Linked DNA regions of Homo sapiens: regions 1, 2 and 3 are each linked to region 4. A link is a contact called in ENCODE Hi-C or POLR2A ChIA-PET data. All regions are on one chromosome and are shown on one strand. The core of a region is the stretch at or near the end of the contact, and the rest is flanking DNA. Distances in the headings are between cores, read along the strand shown. Region 1 holds the start of LINC02325 (long intergenic non-protein coding RNA 2325). Region 2 holds the start of LINC02914 (long intergenic non-protein coding RNA 2914). Region 3 has its middle 25 kb from the start of LINC02304. Region 4 holds the start of LINC01550 (long intergenic non-protein coding RNA 1550).

Evidence for each region. A loop is a pair of places that touch in the nucleus more often than their neighbours do. ChIA-PET counts read pairs that join two places held with the same protein, here RNA polymerase II (POLR2A). Pooled maps may share reads with other maps.
Region 1: a map of CD8-positive, alpha-beta T cell shows a loop between it and region 4 (4-fold over the local background). The contact joins the promoter of LINC02325 here to the promoter of LINC01550 in region 4. A Hi-C loop is called at or near these places in 4 of 168 maps with a recorded cell type or tissue (CD4-positive, alpha-beta T cell, CD8-positive, alpha-beta T cell and naive thymus-derived CD4-positive, alpha-beta T cell) and 10 of 50 pooled maps. POLR2A ChIA-PET finds 5 or more read pairs at or near these places in 6 of 52 experiments (CD4-positive, alpha-beta memory T cell, activated CD4-positive, alpha-beta T cell, activated CD4-positive, alpha-beta memory T cell and 2 more).
Region 2: a pooled map shows a loop between it and region 4 (3-fold over the local background). The contact joins the promoter of LINC02914 here to the promoter of LINC01550 in region 4. A Hi-C loop is called at or near these places in 2 of 50 pooled maps. POLR2A ChIA-PET finds 5 or more read pairs at or near these places in 2 of 52 experiments (activated T-cell and naive thymus-derived CD4-positive, alpha-beta T cell).
Region 3: a loop to region 4 is called in a map of MCF 10A, with 6 times the contacts of the local background. The contact joins the enhancer-like site here to the promoter of LINC01550 in region 4. A Hi-C loop is called at or near these places in 3 of 168 maps with a recorded cell type or tissue (CD4-positive, alpha-beta memory T cell, MCF 10A and naive thymus-derived CD4-positive, alpha-beta T cell) and 9 of 50 pooled maps. POLR2A ChIA-PET finds 5 or more read pairs at or near these places in 2 of 52 experiments (CD4-positive, alpha-beta memory T cell and naive thymus-derived CD4-positive, alpha-beta T cell).

The regions. Positions count from the first base shown.
Region 1 is chr14:97,456,481-97,461,400 of GRCh38, reverse strand. It overlaps LINC02325 (long intergenic non-protein coding RNA 2325), which reads right to left and starts at 2,585. Exons shown (of 5, transcript NR_110166.1): 1 at 2,474-2,585.
Region 2 is chr14:98,709,456-98,713,884 of GRCh38, reverse strand. LINC02914 (long intergenic non-protein coding RNA 2914) reads right to left here and starts at 2,272. Exons shown (of 3, transcript NR_161369.1): 1 at 2,099-2,272.
Region 3 is chr14:97,177,218-97,181,962 of GRCh38, reverse strand. No RefSeq gene overlaps it. Among named protein-coding and RNA genes, the nearest start is that of LINC02304, 25 kb to the right of the region's middle. RefSeq lists enhancers at 1,317-1,611, 1,017-2,216. Within about 2 kb of position 3,047, at least 2 of the 41 ENCODE cell types and tissues checked have a DNase peak (open chromatin) inside an H3K27ac peak, as active enhancers do.
Region 4 is chr14:97,975,613-97,980,312 of GRCh38, reverse strand. It overlaps LINC01550 (long intergenic non-protein coding RNA 1550), which reads left to right and starts at 2,189. Exons shown (of 3, transcript NR_015430.2): 1 at 2,189-2,336. RefSeq lists an enhancer at 1,690-2,189.

The DNA of each region.
Region 1 (4,920 bases), core at 1,336-3,835, 520 kb after region 4:
AGTCTCCCATTGCATTTTATTTAGACTTTGAAATATATCGGCCGGGCACAGTGGCTCGTGCCTATAATCCCAGCACTTTGAAAGGCCAAAGTGGGTGGATCACCTGAGGTCAGGAGTTCAATACTAGCCTGGCCAACATGGTGAAACCCCATCGCTACTAAAAATACAAAAATTAGCTGAGCATGGTGGCAGGTCCCTATAATCCCAGCTACTCGGGAGGCTGAGGCAGGAGAATTGCTTGAACCCGTGAGGCAGAGGTTACAGTGAGGAGAAATCATGCCACTGAATTCCAGCCTGTGTGACAAGAGCAAAACTTTGTAAAAAAACCAAACAAACAAACAAACAAAAAACCATATATATATATATATATATATATATATATATATATATAATTACACTTAAACTAAGTGTACAATAAATTATAAATAGAGCCCATCCCAGGATTTCAGTTACCAGCGCCTGATTGCTTTATGATGCTCAGTACAGCACATATTGATGAAGCCCTTCCGACATCACCTGCTGCAATGTGAGCTTTCTGTACATTTTAACACTGGCCATGCTGCTGTAGGGAGGGTTATCATTCAGCCTCGGAGATGCTAAGGGTCACACATCCAACTGTGTAGGCTTTATTTGGACCCAGGACAGATTCTCACCCATGGGCATCCTGTTCACACTTCACCAGGCTGGGCTAATTCTACCCATCTTCTCTCTGCCCTGAAGGACTTATCACATAGTTACACCTATGAGAATTTTCAGCAATCTCAGAATTACTTCCTCTGGAAGTATTTGCAAAAATGGGATAATGGTAGAGGCACTAAAACTGTTCCTACACTATAAAGCCAGCAACTCTCCTGCTTATAAAATGCAGCTGGGGTAGGAATGGTAAGAATAAGATAAAGTGTAAGGTCTTTCACCTCCAAGGCACTTGGACATTATATCTTTAGACTCTTTGTTATATTGACTGCATTACTCCCAAATGCTTTTTAGAGGAGGGGGGACATTTAGAAAAGTGAATTTCTTATGATCAAATCAATATGTTGTGGTTTATGACAATTTTATACATTTATGGCTAAGAACCTATCTGCAATCACTTCCTAGACAAAAGTTAATCATCTTAGAATTTAAAAAAACATAGTTTATTTTTTACACAATTTCTGGGATTGGATTTCCCAACATGCAGCCCAAACACCTGCTCAGAGCACAGGTAAAACAGAAGTCTCACCTCAAAGTCAGCAATTTTTAGAAAAACTTGACATACAAAAAACACATAAGAGCTGTTATGTTGGACATTCTTGCTGTAATGGCTATATATATATATGTAATTATTATTATACACATACACACTCACGTTTTTCTTTTGAGTCAGGGTCTCGCCCTGTCATTCAGGCTAGAGTGCAGTGGTGCCATCACTGCTCACTGCAGCCTCAACCTCCTAGGTTCGAGTGATCTTCCCCACCTCAACCTCCAAAGTAGCTGGGGCCACAGGCACATGCCAACATGCCTAGCTAATTTTTTTTATTTCTTATTTTTGTAAAGATGGGGTCTTGTCACGTTGCTCATGTGGGTCTCAGACTCCTGGGCTCAAGCGATCCTCCTGTCTCAGCCTCCCAAAGTGCTGAAAACTACAGGCGTGAACCACTAAACCTGGCCTGTTATATATTAATTTTAATTTAAAATACCCATGAAAAGGGGAGTAGGTTATTTTCAGTACTTAAGGTCCGAATATCGTGGGCTGCTGGGCTGGGGCTCACGACCCATCCGCAAATAACACAGAGGCAGACACAGAGAAAATCAGACATTGAGGCTTTCCTCACCTGCCTCTGTCTCCCTCCATCTCTGCAACTCTGCAATGCCCCAAGCAGGAGTCTGCTTTTTTGTATAATGGGCAACCCAATCTTGGCAGGAAACCAAAAGTCAATTTCCAGGAAAGGCAGAAAAGAGGGCTATAAAAACTAGAGGACCTCTGTGGCCTTGTGGTCACCTCTCCTCTCTTGCAAAGACACAGCTGTCACCAGAACCCCACGTCTCCACCAGCACAATGCCTCTCAAGATGCTGTAAGCGCCTAGGGAAAGCCAGCCTGCTAAAGGACGCACATGTGCGCACACACACAAACTTCAGGATGGCCATCAATTCAGTTCCTCCTTTACCAAACACTGTGACATGCCTTTCCCCTCTTCTCTCTCTCTCTCTAACCAGCCTTTCTCCCCCACCTCTCCCCCTTCACAACGCCCAGTTTTATTAGTATTATTATTCTCTTAAGTGGCACATGTAGTACCACTTCCTGCTCCATGAGGCCCCGCCGAAAGCGACGGAAGCGCGCCCTCCTCGCCGTGACATCTGTCTTGGCGGCAGCCTCCTCAGGCGGTTCTCTTGGCAGCCTCCACGCTGCCACCAGGCCTGTCGGGTGGCTGTACGGCTGACGGGCTGTCACCGCCGCCTCCTCTTGCGGGCTGCCATTTTCTTTTGATTTACCTTTGATTCGGAGGCATTTGCATGCTTTCATCACTTGGTGGACAAAGTCCTCGGCAAGTCTCCCATGGCTGCTTTCTGTGTAGGCAGCCAGGAAAGGGGCGGATCCCTCTGTGACTTTGCTTTGAGGTGTAAATGGAGGCCCGGCTGGCCTATGTCACGGGGAGCCCGGAAGCGGGTGTAGACTGTCACTTCCCAGCTCCCCGGGAGACGCTATGTAGTTGCTCCTCGCTTTGGCTAGGGAGCTGCTTCGCCAGTGACAAGTGTCCCCCGTGTCAATTAGTTTATTAATCACCCAGCTAGACAACTTGGTAATGTGGTAATTTCAGGGTTAGGCTGCACCGAGTTCTTCCTTTTCTGGCTGGGCATAAGAGCTCGTTAAAGGACTTCCCCTGCTCTCCAGAAAACTCTTTCTCTGCCTTTGTGCATATCCCAGTGAAGCCATTCAAAACTGCAACTCCTCTTCCCCGGCGTGCGGACAGGAGGGAGGACAGGGTTAAATTGCTAATCGAGGTTTCGTGAGGTCTGCCAGAGCCGAGTCTCCAACACTTACATCTGTTCAACAATTATTACAGCATTTTTGTCATAAAAAATTCAACACCCTGAGTGTCGTGCTAGCAAAACCTGAAAATTTATGCAGTGAATAGAATAGCTAATTTCTCTGAGGAAATGCAGGAGGAAAATTACAGATTTTACTTAAATTCCAAACACCAGAGTGCACACATCTGACGCCCTCTTTGGATTTTTTGTCAACCACCGGACCGAAGACGCCTTCCCGTCCACCAGGAAGCGGGGAAGACCCTGGACACATGCTCTGACCTTGGAAGAAGCCGTACTGTGAAACTCCAGACTGATCTATGCACCCACCCAGAGTGTCTCTAAAAGACCTCTCTCCCAATTAAATCCATGCGTGGTACAGAGTCAGACTTCGATTCCGGAGCGAGGTTAGCGTGATTGGTTTGCGTTTTTCCCACTCCCTTCTTCCAATTTGCCCCCCACGCCTTTAAAACAGCTCCTTGGAGAAAACAGAGGGGATGGAGAAGAGCCCCGACAGCATCGAGAGTCTTAAATCTCCTTAATTCATTCTAATGCTGTTTGATGCTTGCAACGGCAGCATTGGAGTTTGCCTCTCTGCTCCATAAAGGTCTGGAATATGGATTTTATGCTAAAACTAAAGCTGTCTAGTTAGGATGCCAGCAGAGTGGAACAATATGCTACAGGCGATCCTCAACTATTCTCCAGGGCCGGAGCCTGACTTCCCGACTGGGTGTTTGTTACCTTAATCATCATTGCAGCGGGATGAACAGGAATTTCTTGCACTGCCACCACAGTGGCACAATTAACGTTATCCGAATTTTCAGAGATTCTACTGCAGAGAGAGGATACTTGCTCCCCTCTGTTAGTGACTGCTCCAGGGTCCCTGTTTATTTTCCCTAGAATGAGGTGGTCAAAGGAACCAGCTGCCCTCTGCCCACTTACTCTGTCTCATGACAGCTCAGCATGGTAAATATTTTCTCTGTAGGGTCTCACATCTCCTGACCATCTCACCTCAGGGCTGGGGAGCACAGCCACACGCCAAGAGCAGAATCCATCACTGGCATTTATGTCTTAATAAAAGCGTGTGCCATTTTCAGATAAAGTAAACACTGCAGCCATTTCCTCTTGCCAGTAGAGGTTTTTCTCTCTTTCCTTCTGAGTCATACCCTTCTAGAAGGTGCAATGTGCCTTCAGAAGAACCCAAGGAGGCTGTGATTCAGAGGTTCCAGAAACAGACACAGCTCTCCAGGCCCTGTGAGTGGCAGTGACAGAATGAGGAGTCCTCCACCCCCTGCAGCCCAGCTATGCCTCAGGCACAGAGCACCCACCAGAAGGAGGATCAGCTCCACCTGGCTCCCAGGCAAACCACGTCCCCAGGCACTGGTGTCACGGCCCAGGTGCTGCCTCTGGCTCTGTCCCACATGGAGGCCTCCCAGTGGGTCACATCCCAGCACAGTCCTCCTGCCTGATATCACCCCCAATCTGTCCTGGGGCTGGAGAGCTCTGAGGAGGGGACCTATGAGTGCAGTGTTTGCCGGCCAGGGCAGAGCCTAAGTGACCCCATGTGAATCCTACTGTGACCCTGCATGGAGACAATCAGAAAAATAACACAGACACGAGCCACAACCACACTGCTGTCAGAACGTCCCAGGCTCTCGTCCCAAGCACTTTGTCTGGCTTAATTTTCAGAACCGCCCTGTAAAGTACATATTATCATTCCCTTTTTCTTGCTGATGAGTCCAGAGTTCAAAAAGATTAAACAAATTCGCCAAGACTGCCCAGCAAGTAACCAGTAGGGCCAAGATCAGATGTCAGACAGGTCAGATGCAGAGCCCCTGCCCTCTCCACCGTGCCACCCTGCCCTTGAGGCAGCTTTCCATTTGAGAAGTAAGTTTAGCACGAGATGCACGACA
Region 2 (4,429 bases), core at 1,023-3,522, 730 kb before region 4:
CTTTGCAGGATGATGCCCACAGTTCTCATTCAATAGAATCTTTTTTTTCTTTTCTTTCTTTCTTTTTTTTTTTTTGAAGCAGAGTCTTGCTCTGTCACCTAGGCTGGAGTGCAGTGGTGCAATCTCGGCTCATGGCAAACTCTGCCTCCTGGGTTTAAGTGATTCTTGTGTCTCAGCTTCCCAAGTAGCTGGGATTACAGTTATGCACCACCACGCCCAGCTATTTTTTGGCATTTTTAGTAGAGATGGGGTTTCACTGTGTTAGCAAGTCTGGTCTCGAACTCCTGGCCTGAAGTGATCCACCTGCCTGGGCCTCCCAAAGTGCTAGGATTACAGGCATGAGCCACCAAGCCCAGCTGATTCTTTTTAAATAAAATTATTATTATTATTATTTGATACAGGGTCTGGTTCTGTCATCCAGGCTGGAGTACAGTGGCACAATCTTGGCTGGTTGCAACCTCCACCTCTTGGGCTCAAGCAGTCCTCCCACCTCAGCCTCCCAAGTAGCTGGGATTATAGGAGTGCACCACCATGTCTGGCTAATTTTTGTATTTCTTGTAGAGAAGGAATTTTGCTCGGTTGTCCAGGCTGGTCTCCAACTCCTGAGCTCAAGGGATCCTCCTGCCTCGGACTCTCAAAGTGCTGGGATTACAGGCTCCCATGACCCATGGCCCCCCAGCCACATTCAATAGACTCTTTACACTGGGGTGGGTGCTGTGGCCACAGCAAAAGGAAACATGCATTTATTTATTCAGTGACCAAATATTTGTGACTTGCCATAGTGGTTGGTATGTGAGAATAAAATCATTCTCATTTTATAGAAGATAACACTGAGGCTAAGTGAAGTTGGAATTACTATTCATACTCATATCTATAATACTAGCTCATTCTACGTAGCTCATCTTAGGGCCCTAGTCTCAATAAGAATTCCCATAGTAGGCTTTCAACTTACTGATTCTTCAAGTCATTCCTAAGTGTAAAACAAGTTCTTACTTATGACGCATTATTAAATAAAGTGAGCTACTAGGTTGGTGCAAAAGTAATCGTGATTTTGCCATTCTTTTAATGGTGAAAACCACAATTACTTTTGCACCAACCTAATATTTTGGATTGCAATTATTTCAATATACCACTTCATATGATATTTTGAGACTGCCTTTGAGTGAGGTCTATCGCTTGTATTGTGCCTCAGTAAAGCCCCATTTAGAACTCTTCTATAATTCAGTCTTTCAGAAAATCAAGACTCTTTAATAAGTCCCCGATTTGCTCATTCTTGCACATCATAAAGAGGCTTTCATGATCAATGTGTTTTGGAAATATGACTAAACAAAGTAAGGTTAGTGCCTTTATAGCAGGGCCTCTTGCATCCTGTAATGCACGGGTATGTACCTGAGATCTCCATGAGGGTGTTACCATTTGCTGCTTTTACTTTTCCCGAAGTTCTTTTACTCTAGAAAGTACTATCAGGAAGCATCTGACAGCACTGGCATTCACAGAAATCTGTGTCGCCCCCAGTTAATCTTAATTTCTGTCATTGGCACTGTATCTGTGGGGTTTTGCTGCAATGTAAAACGGAATAATGAATATTTGTTATATTTTAGACACTTTATGGATTCCAAAGCATTTATCTCATATGGTTCTTAAAGCCATCTTGAGAGATGGATATGATTACTCCATTGTATTCAAAAAGCAGTGAGAATTTTAGTTTAGAATGGTGCACCAAATAAATACTACAACTTTCCCCCACTTCTCTGAACACATAAGGAAGATAGGAATAATATTAGTAAGCCATACTAATTACATAGCAGGGCCCTGAAACAAGAATGGGCAATCTACAGATACCAGAAATGGAAATATTTCCTGAAAAGGAGGGTGCTTGGGATGGTTACTAGGGGCTGAATCACTAGGGCCCAAGAGGGTGCCGGGAAAAGAGCTGAGAGCCATGCACAAGGCTGTGTCGAGGGTTTCAGGTCCTAGGAGGGGCAGGGGACCACATCTGGCAATCTAGGTGTGGCAAAGGACCGCAAACCTGCAGTGGGGACTGAAAATCTACCCCCCACTCATTTCTAGAGTCTGTATCAGCTCTGTGTCTGCCTACCGAGTGCTGTGGCTGAAGCCCTGGTCCTGGAACTTGAGAAGTGCCTTCTGCATGGGGCAGGGTCTGGAGCCACCATAAGAGTAGGAGCTGTCTGGAAATAAGTTCTTCATGTGGGTTTGGGGCTGAACTTAGACACGTGCAGAACCTGTGTTTACAGCCATGATAATGCATCTTGGGGGTTCCTGGAATTCAAAGAAAGGAAATCACCCAGGGTGGTGATGACCTCACAACTAAGAATTACACAACACTGGAGGAAGACAGAGCCCAAGTGAGACAAACAAAAACACAGCACAGAGGACTATATAACTGGTGAAAAGAAGGGAACTTAGAGAATCTGAAAAGACACGTGAAACATTTTTTAATATCCTGAAAGAAAGGAGAGAAAGCAACCATGGCAGGAGGAAAGAAGGCTCTGGAGGAAAAGAAGTCTTGAAATAATAACAGAAAGTTAGGGAAGGCAGTGATAAATTCCATATATAAAAATACATTTTTTGCGTGGGCGCAGTGGCTCACGCCTGTAATCCCAGCACTTTGGGAGGCCAAGGAGGGCGGATCACGAGGTCAGGAGATCGAGACCATCCTGGCTAACACGGTGAAACCGTGTCTCTACTAAAAATACAAAAAATATTAGCCGGGTTTGGTGGCAGGCACCTGTAGTCCCAGCTACTCGGGAGGCTGAGGCAGAATGGCGTGAACCCAGGAGGCGGAGCTTGCAGTGAGCCGAGATCGCGCCACTGCACTCCAGCCTGGGTGACAGAGCAAGACTCCGTCTCAAAAAAAAAAAAAAAAAAAGAAAAATAAATTTTTGAAAATCACAAAAGTACCTTTAAAGATGTTCTGGACAGATGAAACCTCCAAGACCATAGCAGTACAAAGAGAAAACACATTAGAAAAATTAGGAGACATAGAAGATGGGTGGCCCTGTGACACAAGTTCAGTGGGGTTTCTAGGAAAAGCAAATGAATAGAAGAGAGCACAGGAGACCTCTACAAATGTGCCAATTAGATATTCCAAGAACTGGCTGATGTCGTCTAGAAAAACCTCCAAACATAAAGAGTAAAAAGAAAATTCTACAAGCTATGAGAGAAAATTAAAACACACACACACACATACACAGATACACACAGACACACACAGACACACACACACAGATACACACAGACACACACACATAGATACACACACAGATACAGACACACACATACACACACAAACACACACACACAGACACACACAGATACACACAGACACACACATACACACACACAGATACACACAGAAACACAGCTACACACAGACACACACACAGATACACACAGATACACACAGACACACGCAACATACACAGAAACACACGCACAAACACACACAGATACACACAGACACACACACACATTTTCTGCAAAGGAATGAAAATGAACATTAACATCATTTTCTCATCAGGAATATTAGATGCCAGAAGAATAATTAAGTAATATATTCAAAGAGAAAACAGTTTTCTGTCATAAATACTTTACTCATTCCAGGTAGTTTCCAAGAGTAAGTATAATATAAAATAAAGAAATTTAAAGACATAGACAAACCAGCACATTACCACAGACGCTCTCTGGAAGAACAACACAACCTAAAGCCATCGTCAAACCATGGCCCGTGGGCCAAATCCAGCCAGCACCTGTTTTTGTATGGTCTGTGGGTTAAAAATGGATTTAATTTTTTAAATGATTGAAATGAAATCAAATAAGTATTAACATTTTCTGACAAATGAAAGTTACATAAAATTCAAATTTTGGTGTCAATAAGTAAAGTTCTGTTGGAACATAAGCATGCCCTCTGGCTTCCCCGTTGCCTGTGGCTGCTTTCCTGATACAAGGGCAGAGCTGAGAAGCTGCGACAGATGCCAAATGTTTGGCAAAACTTGCACTATTTATTATCTAGCCCTTAACCAGAAAATTGCCAATCCTGAAGGATGTACTTTAGCAAAAAGAAATATGAACCCAGGAGAAAGGAATTAGATGCTAAAAATGAAAGTAAATAATTTTTATTGAGTCTATTATTTGATACATGATGTAATAGTGATTAATAAAAATAAAATGTAAAAACAAGCTGGAGCTAAATTTTAGACAACAATGAAATGGGGAGGAGAGTTATTTGGAGGCAGTGGACTCTGAAGATTGTCTTGCTCAGGAAGATGCCAAGACACTGACGATAGCTCTGCCTTCCAGAAAAAGCACTTAATAGGTGATTTAAATTTTTTGACAGCCATTAATAAATAAAGAAAATGCATAATTTCCAAATGAGTAGAAATAAAAAAAAACCTCTTAAATGAAATTT
Region 3 (4,745 bases), core at 1,798-4,297, 800 kb after region 4:
GTGTACTATGTGTATTTGTTCATATGTGTGTATGTGTACATGTGTGTAGTGTGTGTACTGCATGTGTGTACATACAGTGTGTATATTTGTGCATATGTGTGTATTTGTATATGTGGGTACTGTGGGTATACTGCATGTGTGTATGAGCATACTGTCTGTGTGTATTCATGCGTATGTGTGCATGTGTACACGTGGGTACCGTGTGTATACTGCATGTGTGTATGTGTGTGTACTGTGTGTGTATATATGCATATGCATACATGTGGGTACTATGTGTGTGTACTGTATGTGTGTCTGTGTGTGTACTGTGTGTGTATTTGTGCATATGTGTGTATGTGTACATGTGGGTACTGTGTATACTGCATGTGTGTATGTATGTGTACTGTGTGTGTATTTGTGTGGATGTGTGCATGTGTACATGTGGGTACTGTGTGTATACTGTGTGTGTGTGTGTGTGCTGTGTGTGTATATGTGCATATGCATACAGGTGGGTACTTTGTGTGTACCGCATGTGCGTGTGTACTGTGTGCATATTTGTGCATATGTGTGTATGTGTACATGTGGGTACTGTGTGTACTGCATGTGTGTATGTGTGTGTGCTGTGTGTGTATTTGTGTGTATGTGTGCATGTGTACATGTGGGTACTGTGTGTGCCGCATGTGTATGCACAGTGTGTACTGTGTGTATTTGTGCGTATATGTGCATGTGTACATGTGGCGTGTTTGTGTGTGTGTGTATGTGTGTGTGTGTGTGTGTTGCAGAATGGGTGAGAAGAAGCTAAATGACGTTCCACAGAAGAGGACACCCCTGCTTCCATGTCCTGTCTCAGGGAGCCAGGTTCCGAGAAGGCTGCCTTCGCCTTCCTCACCACCCACTCCTGTCGCACCAACCTTCCGGGATGATCCCGCTCTTCCATGACTGGCTGGCTCTGCGGGAGGAAGGGTGCGGAAGCTCAGCAGCGGGCGACTTCACAGGAAGCTTGCCAGGCTGCCGCGGAAGCCACAGAGCGGGAGCTTGGATGTCAAGGTTTGGGAACTAAAAATACGAAGTGAATCTGCAGTGGGCAGATGCAGAGGCCGTTGCTCCCGTGGACGGTGTGCTGCCCCCCACCAGAACCTTCCAGAGGAAAGGGGGTGCCCCATGCCTATCATCCATGGAGGCGCCGAGGCCGTGTGGGACACGCTTTTCCATGCTGGAGTCTTCACTGTGCTTCCTTCAGGAGCTGGAGGAAAAAGACGCGGAGTGTCCTTTGGAACTTCACTGAGTGTCCTTTGGAACTTCACTGAGTGTCCTGTCCACTCAGTGAAGGTGACCCAGGCCCCCCTCATTGGAGGGTCCACACATGGTCCCAGGAGGAGCCTTTGCCGCCCGGCTCCAGGGATGACTCAGGGAGCGCTTTTCCCGTTTTAGCTGCTGCCATGTGTCATCTGATGTGACTAACGTTTCTCCTTGTGATGAGTCACCCAGCCAAGCACAGGAAGACGTGCCTTCAGAAATGCAGGGTTTGAAAGAAGATCCGCTAGGTGGCATGGGCAGGGTGGGGGACGCTCTTCAGCAGCACTTCATTCCCTTTTCAAGGGCCCCTCAACCAACGTCAAGGTCCCTCTGAGTTGTTGGAGGGTGGGCTGGTGGTTCCTGTGACCATGGCCCCCAGGCTGTTTTGGGGAAGCTGGCAGGGGGAACATAGTAGAGTGTGTTCATGAAGGGAGCCAGATATTATGTGTGGGTCCTTTTTCTTAATATTGATAACTTGCAAAGATGTTGACTTCACAAGTAGACCTTAGATTCAGCAAACCCAAAATACTACAGTAGGAAAGACACTGGCTTTTTGTAGATTTCAGAATGTTCAAGGTTGTGGCCTTGGGAATCGGTGCATTCAAACTCTTGCTTTCTAGATGATGAAACCCTGATTCTCAAAACTGCATAAGGTATCCCACCTCCGAGCTTCCACTGCAGTCCTTATCAATGCATTAATGCAGTCCTACTGTCATTGAGGTAGTGTATTATTTCGTTCTCACACTGCTGTAAAGGACTGCCTGAGACTGGGTAATTTATAAAGGAAAGAGGTTTAAATGACTCACAGTTCTGTATGGCTGGGGAGGCCTCAGGAAACTTACAGTGGTCGTGGAAGGGGAAGCAAACACGTCCTTCTCCACAAGATGGCAGGAAGAAGTGCTGAGCAAAAGCAGGGAAAGCCCCTTATGAAACCATCACATCTTGTGAGAAGTCACTCACTGTCATGAGAACAGCAGCATGGGGTGACCTCTCCCATGATTCAGTTACCTCCCACCAGGTCCCTCCCATGACACATGTGGATTATGGAAACTACAATTCAAGATGACATTTGGGTTGGGACACAGCCAAACCATATCAGAAGAATGCCCCTCCAAAGATGTCCACGTCCCAATCCCTCAAACCTGTGACTATGTTACCTTAGATGGCAAAGGGAACTTTGTAGATGTGAGTAAGTTAAGGATGTTGAGATGGGAACATGATTCCAGATTATCTGGATGGCTTGATGTAATTACAGTGGTCCTTATAAGAGGGAGGCAGGGGTGTCAGACTGAAGGGACAAGAGGTGATAAAATAAACAGAGGTCATAGTGATGAAGGGCCATGAGCCAAGGAATATGGGCAGCCTCTAGAAGCTGGAAAAGACAAATAAGTGGATTCTCTCCTAGAACCTCCGGAGAGGAACACAGTCCCATTCTGGATTTCTGACCTGCAGAACAGTGAGATAAATTCACGTTGTTTCAAGCCACTAAGAAGGTGATGATTTGTTATAATGGCAACAGAAAACTCATACAGTCCGTTTCTCTGAATTATCAGTTTCTTCCATGAGGCTGAGAGCAAAGTTGAAAGCAAGAGCTGTGCCGCATTTGTATCTGTGACTGCAGATCTTGTAGGCTTGGCTCATAGTAGACGTTCAGTTAACATGCATGAGCCCACACGACCCTTAAAGGGAAGATGACTGTCCCTGAAGCCACATCCTGCTTCCTTCATCACCATTGTGTAGAATCGACCCTTAGTGTTTGGGAAAGGAGCCAGAGAACAGAGATTACACTCAACCCAGTCCTACCTCTATGTCATAATTTTGGCTGCAAATCACTGAATATTTCCCAATATGCCAGGAACAGAGCAAAGTTATTTCTCTGACTTAATTTAATCCTCACAAAACCACTATGTATGGTAGGTTTACTATGATTCCTATTTTTCAGTGTGAGAATGAGGCTTGGAGAGAAAAAGAGTAAGTAAAATGAAATAAAACCTTGCAGTTCCACCTGACTCTGAAGTCCTTGCTTCTAACCCCTGTGCTGTGCTCATCCTCTTTGAACTTCTGTTCCTAACCTGGTATTACAGAGATTAACACCCATCTGAAAGAGTGTGAGAGAACACATTTATTCATTCATTAGTTCAAGAAGTTCTACGGGGTATCAGCCTGATTCCAGACACCGGCACTGGGGAATATAGCGGCGAACAAAGTGAGCCCCTGTCCTGAGGAAGTGAGAAGAGAGACATCCTATGCAAATAACAAATGTATCATATAAAATAGCATCAGCTAAAGGCTATGAAGAACATTTTTAACTAAATAAAATAATGTTATAGAAGTTAACCTTCTGCCCAACACATAGTAGGTGCATGAAAAAATGTTTGCTGAGTTTCTGAATGGGCATAAGGGATACTGAATAGATTCCCTCACTCTGAAACATCTACTGTCCCCTGGTGCCAGGCCAGGTGGGCTGGGGGTGGACATCCAATGGGACCCTTGTCCTTAGAAGCAGATACTGAGCCAGAATCTTTGGTGTGATGACAGTACTGCACCAATGGCAATTAACTTATGCCTAACCCCACAAAGCCAGAGACAACACTGTTAATAACACTGCCTTCCTCTTCCCAGGGCTCTTCTCCGTGATTCAGCCTCTCATCCTCCAGTCTGTCTCAGCAGTGATTTTTGATCCCCAAACCAAGCCAAATCCATTTTATTTTTCATTATTCAAGGAAAAGCCACTGATATGGTTTGGGTTTGTGCCCACCCAAATCTCAGCTTGAATTGAAATCCCCATGATCCCCACATGTTGTGAGAGGGGCCCAGTGGGAGGTAATTGAATCATGAGGGTGGTTGCCCCATGCTGTTCTCATGATAGTGAGTGAGTGAGTCCCATGAGATCTGATGGTTTTACGTGTCTGGTATTTCCCCTGCTTGCCCTCACTCCGTCCTGCTGCCCTGTGAGGAAGGTACCTGCTTCCCCTTTACCTTCCGCCGTGATTGTCAGTTTCCTGAGGTCTCCCCAGCAATGCAGAACTGCGAGTCCATTAAACCTCTTTCCTTTATAAATTACCCAGTCTTCGACATTTCCTTATACCAATGTGAGAATGGACTAACACAACCACAAATTCACATATCTACACAACCAGGCACTGTGAAGGAGGTCAGAGGTAGAGGGCCTCAGAGAGGTGAGAACAGTGGCAAACTTATTTCTTCCCCAAGAGAAGTCAGTAGATTGTTTTCCTACGTGTCCAGCCTTTTTAAATGTTGGCAATTTGAAGCATCAGCCACAACAACTTGCCCCATGCAGGGTAATACTTAGGGGCCCAAAGTGCCTCCCTGTACTTGCCCCAGGAGCACCCAATACGTGGTAGATTATAGTGATGATGGTAGTAACAACAGTAATAATCACTGCAGTGATACAAAGCGTGTAAACCTGCCCGCAGGGTTTTAAGCCTTTCACAGTCTATGAGTTGCAG
Region 4 (4,700 bases), core at 940-3,439:
ATAAAGTGCAGAAAGGGTCAGGGTGTCACAGGGCCCGTTTCCTTCAATGCGTCTGTGGGAAGGACGTGTAGGTGCAGCCCACGATAGCTCAGAGAATGAGACCGGCTTCAGCTTGACCCTTTTTGCTCCAGGAAAGCATGATGTGGATCATATCTTACTTTACTCTCATAGAAATTTGCTGCTTCCTCATGTATAAATAACTAATCATGAGCAGCAGTGTGCTCCCTGTCAGAGCCTGATCAGGACCATAGAGGCAAGTGGGACTCAGCCTGGGTCTTCATGGCTGTGGGAGCCATTACTGCTCTCTGTATTCCAAGTGGAACAGTCCTGGTGTAAGGGTCTTGTTTCAGTGTCTGTGAGCATGAATGGGTGTGCGTGTGTGCACACGTGCATAAGAAGCTTGTATCCTTTCTTCTTCTAGTGAAAGGAAATCCCCTGTACCTGGGGATTGGGGGAGATAGTGAGGTGTTGGGGAGCAAGAGAGACTACAGGAAAAGATGAGGTGCTGAGGCCCACCAACCTGTTTGTCCTCACCCTTTCCATCTGCTGAAAGGTGCCTATTGGGCGTAGAATTGTCTCCAGCCCACTTCATTGGACCAGGTCATCCCAGTTAGCCTGACTGTCCTGTTTGCAGGTCAAGTATAGAGGGAATTTTGCCACAGTAAAACATGCTCTATTTTCAAGTCATATGTGAAGAAAAAATAAATGAAGGAAGGATGAGGAAAAGACCAAATGCTGCCAAGTGTCCACTACAAGCTCTGGTTTTCTGCGGGGGCCACTGAAAGGTGTACAAATTGTTCACCATAAGCCAAGGACACAAACATGTGTGTGCGTGTGTGTGTATGTATGTGTGTTTGATGCCTTAGCACAGCTCGTGTTTGATGCTTGTGATGGTTCTATTTATAAACTTTGTGCTCTCAGATGGGACAACCAGAGGCACTTCTTTCCTGCATTTCAAGTGTTTCATTTCCTTTTTAACATGTCTTTTAAATTAAGGGCATGCACACCAATGCATGGGCTCACTCTCATCTTACGGCAAGTTGATCAGACTAGGGTTAGTTGTCTGAGAAACATGGGTGGCCTTTGTCACAAACAAGAGGAGAAGCAGTTCAGGGAAGAAGAAGACTAAGGACTAGCACTGTTGTTTTGGTGGAGTTGTTTGTTAGCTGACTGTCTACAAGGCACATGTTCTATCGAATATTCAGTGTTGGGTGCTGACTGTGTTACGAGCCTTGTACATAGGATTTAAACCCCAGAGCCACTCTGTGAGGCCAGAATTGCTTTGGGATCTTTCAGATGAGGGAACCAACGTGAAGGCTTTAAATCCTATGTCCAAAGCCACACAGCGAAACCAGAGTGAAATCCGGAGCATTTGAATCAAGAGTTGAATCTTCTTTCCTCCCCGGAGGGAGAATCGCCCAGGGGCTGAGTGCAAGGGGAAAGGCTGGTTCTGAGGGGAAGAAGCTGAGCATGTTGCGGCACAGGACTTAGAAAAATTTAGAAGCATCTGCAATTGTTTTCCAGGGGAAGATACCCAAAAACAATCCAGAGAAGGAAATAAAACGAGAAGAATAGTAAGGCAACATGGAGTATAAAAGTTGCTGCATTTAGGGCGAAGGAGAGAACCTCTCTGCTCCGTGGCGATATTAAAGCTATCCCCAAGAACGGGAGGTGGGAGTGGCCTGAGGGATGACTCCTCCAGCACTGCTGCCTGCCAGCTCCGGGCTGCACAGGGCTGAGCCGGCGCCAAGAATGCCCTCTTCTGGTGATATTCTCGAAGCCCAGGAAGATAGCAAGGCAGCCGAGACCTGTGTTTTCCAGATCCTGGGTAGATTCCCTTGTCAGATGTGGTTCTACTTAAGCAAATATCACTACCTTCTCTTTTTCCTCCTCAGCCCTCAAACTAGTGATAGGGAAATTATTTCAATAAGGTAAGCTGTACCTTAGTAGAGTTTGCTTCCTTTTTTTTTTTTTTAACCCCGAATAATACTCTCTATGTCATCTGTATATTTATGATAGCTCAAAGACATGGGTGTGTGGATCTAATTAAAAATGTGAAAGGGTTTAGCAGCCTGCTGCTTCCCTGCAACTCTCTGGTTGCCAAATCTTGGCAGCCGTGTTGAACTTGAGCCAAGCGTTTAGTCCTCAGCTGAACTGCTGCCAGCCTGCGCACGGCATTGTGGGGCGAGAGCCGGAGGGGCTGCACTGCACCGAGCTTGCACAGGGCGAGGCGGGGGCAGGACCTGGGACCCAGCCACCCCGGAGGAAACCGGAGAGGAAACCAGCTTGGTCTTGCTCTCTGCCTCGTCCCAATCCCCGGCTCTTACCAAATGCAGGTAGGACCAGCTAGGCCAATTTGGTGACCGGGTAGGGCTTCAAGCTACTAGGTGGGAAATGGTCCCTACAGTTTTGCTTTCATTTAGTCGAAATCGGGCCTTTTCAGAGGAGAAACAGTTCTCCACTCTCTTGCAGTAGTTTGGGCCTGAGTTTCAACAGTCGGATGGGGCATTTCTATTGAGTTCTCTGCTGTCAGTCTGAGCTTTTTTTGATAGCTTGGCAATTGTTCTGTGTCTTCTCTCTGAAGCAGCTGAGTCCAGCACAGGGTTTCTCAAACCCTGTTGTGCACACATGTCACTTGGGAAATCTTGTGAAAATGCAGGTTTCTGAGTCTCCCCGGGGAAAGGGGAGAATTCATGTTGCCAAGATCAGAACTGACTAGAACTGCTTACGTTCCACATTATGACTCCAGACTGGAACTTTTGTGAATTCAAGGATGTTAGGCTCTGGAAAAGTACATCTTGGTGATTTGCTGTCAGAGGGAAAAACAATTCAAAGAACTCAGCATTCTCCACAATATGTTGACAAAAATAAGGGGAAAAAAAAAACATCAAAGGCATGGGTCACTTTTTATTTTTTTTTGAAATGTACCAGCTATAAGCAAATTAAAGAGGAAGAAAGGGTCGTATTCTTTGTATACAGAACACCCTCCTGCAGAGTGAAAATTCAACCCTAAAAAGATCTTCTAATATACTTGAGGGGCTGAGAGAGAGGATGAGGGGGGACTTTGCCTTTTAACTTTATATCTTGTGTATTGTTGATTTTTCATGATGATGCATTTCTTTCGTAATTAAAAGAAGAGGCAGCAGCTGCAAGACGGCCCAGGAGCCTTCTTGGCAGTGACCTTCCCCAGGGCAGGCCACCAGGGTGGGGCAAGTATGGACTTTGAAACCACTTTGTCCTGGAGTGGAAGCAGGCTCTGGCATTAAGCTTGGGGAATTTGGCTAACATTGCTGGGCCTTTGCAATTTCATCTGTGCAATGGAGAAATTGGGCCTTCATTGAGGCACAGCTGTGGGTGCCGCAGACATGTTTGTGCGGGGCTCATACCCAGGGGTCCTTAACAGGCGTTTTAAAAATTCAGAGTCTCTCTCCGATGGGGTTAGGACACTATTCCAGATAGAATTTCACCCCGGCAGACTGCTTCTGAGCACAGATATGTTCCAAAACCTCCGGATAGGAGCTAATCACTTTAGAAGTCACAAAGCCTCTGTTCATGATGTTAGAGGAGCTCCCCAAAAACGAGGCCTTGGGGAATAGCAGTGAATTTTCTCTTTCTTTTCAAATGGCAAATTTATACATATGAAAAGTCTAAATGACATGGCAAATAAATCACAAGTAGTCATAATTTAGCCGGCCACTTTTATTATGAAACAATCAAAAGCATGCAGTCGGGACGATGGAGGGAGATGCAGGCTGTGTGGCCCCTGTGCAATTAGGGGGCTGATACTTCCTTCATATCCTAAGTTGGGATGGCATGTCGCTTGCTTTGTGGTTTGGAATAATGCAGAACTGGCTGTTTCTATCACAGAAAGAGGGAGAGGGTGTGTGCCGCCAAGAATCAGGATATTTCCAGGAAAATTTCACTCCAAGAGGCTTTCTTGAATCTCATTCCTAACATGTGGGCAGATGATTGTCTAAACCACTGAGGGATGATGCTGGAGGTAAACATCTAATTAATTAAAGAAAATCTCCTTCTGCACCCCAACTCCGAAAATGCCCCGCAGTTGAGAAACACTGACACACACTCACCCACACTCACCCACACACTCACCCACACTCACACACACACTCACCCACACTCACACACACGCGCCCACACTCACACACACACTCACACATACACTCACACATACTCACACATACACTCACACACTCACCCACACTCACACACACACCCACACTCACCTACACTCACACACACTCTTACACATGTATTTGTAAAAAAAAACTCCCTGGTGACTGAGTCCTTCGGTCCACCTGCGTTTGTTAATTCCAGGTTACAAACACCTTGATCTCCATCACCCTTCTTCCAAGAATGTGTGACCACAACCCCTTCGCTCTTCCAAGCAACGTTTGCTCCAACTTAATATTCCGGTGCTTTCGGGAACAACATTTTAAAATAAACCATTTTGGCACCTTGTCAAAGTCTTGTCTAAATTCCTTCATGACAACCACTCTCAGTGAGATTTTTAAAACCAAAGGGAGTTGGGGGCAGGGAAAAGAGGAGTTCCCCGTTTAGAGTCCTAATTTTAAACAGTATCAAATAAGAATGTATTTATTTCTCCCGCCCCCTCTGTAGTTCCCTCCTGTTCCCACAGGGCATCCTCAGCCCACCTCTATCCTTCAGTCCATATCTTTATT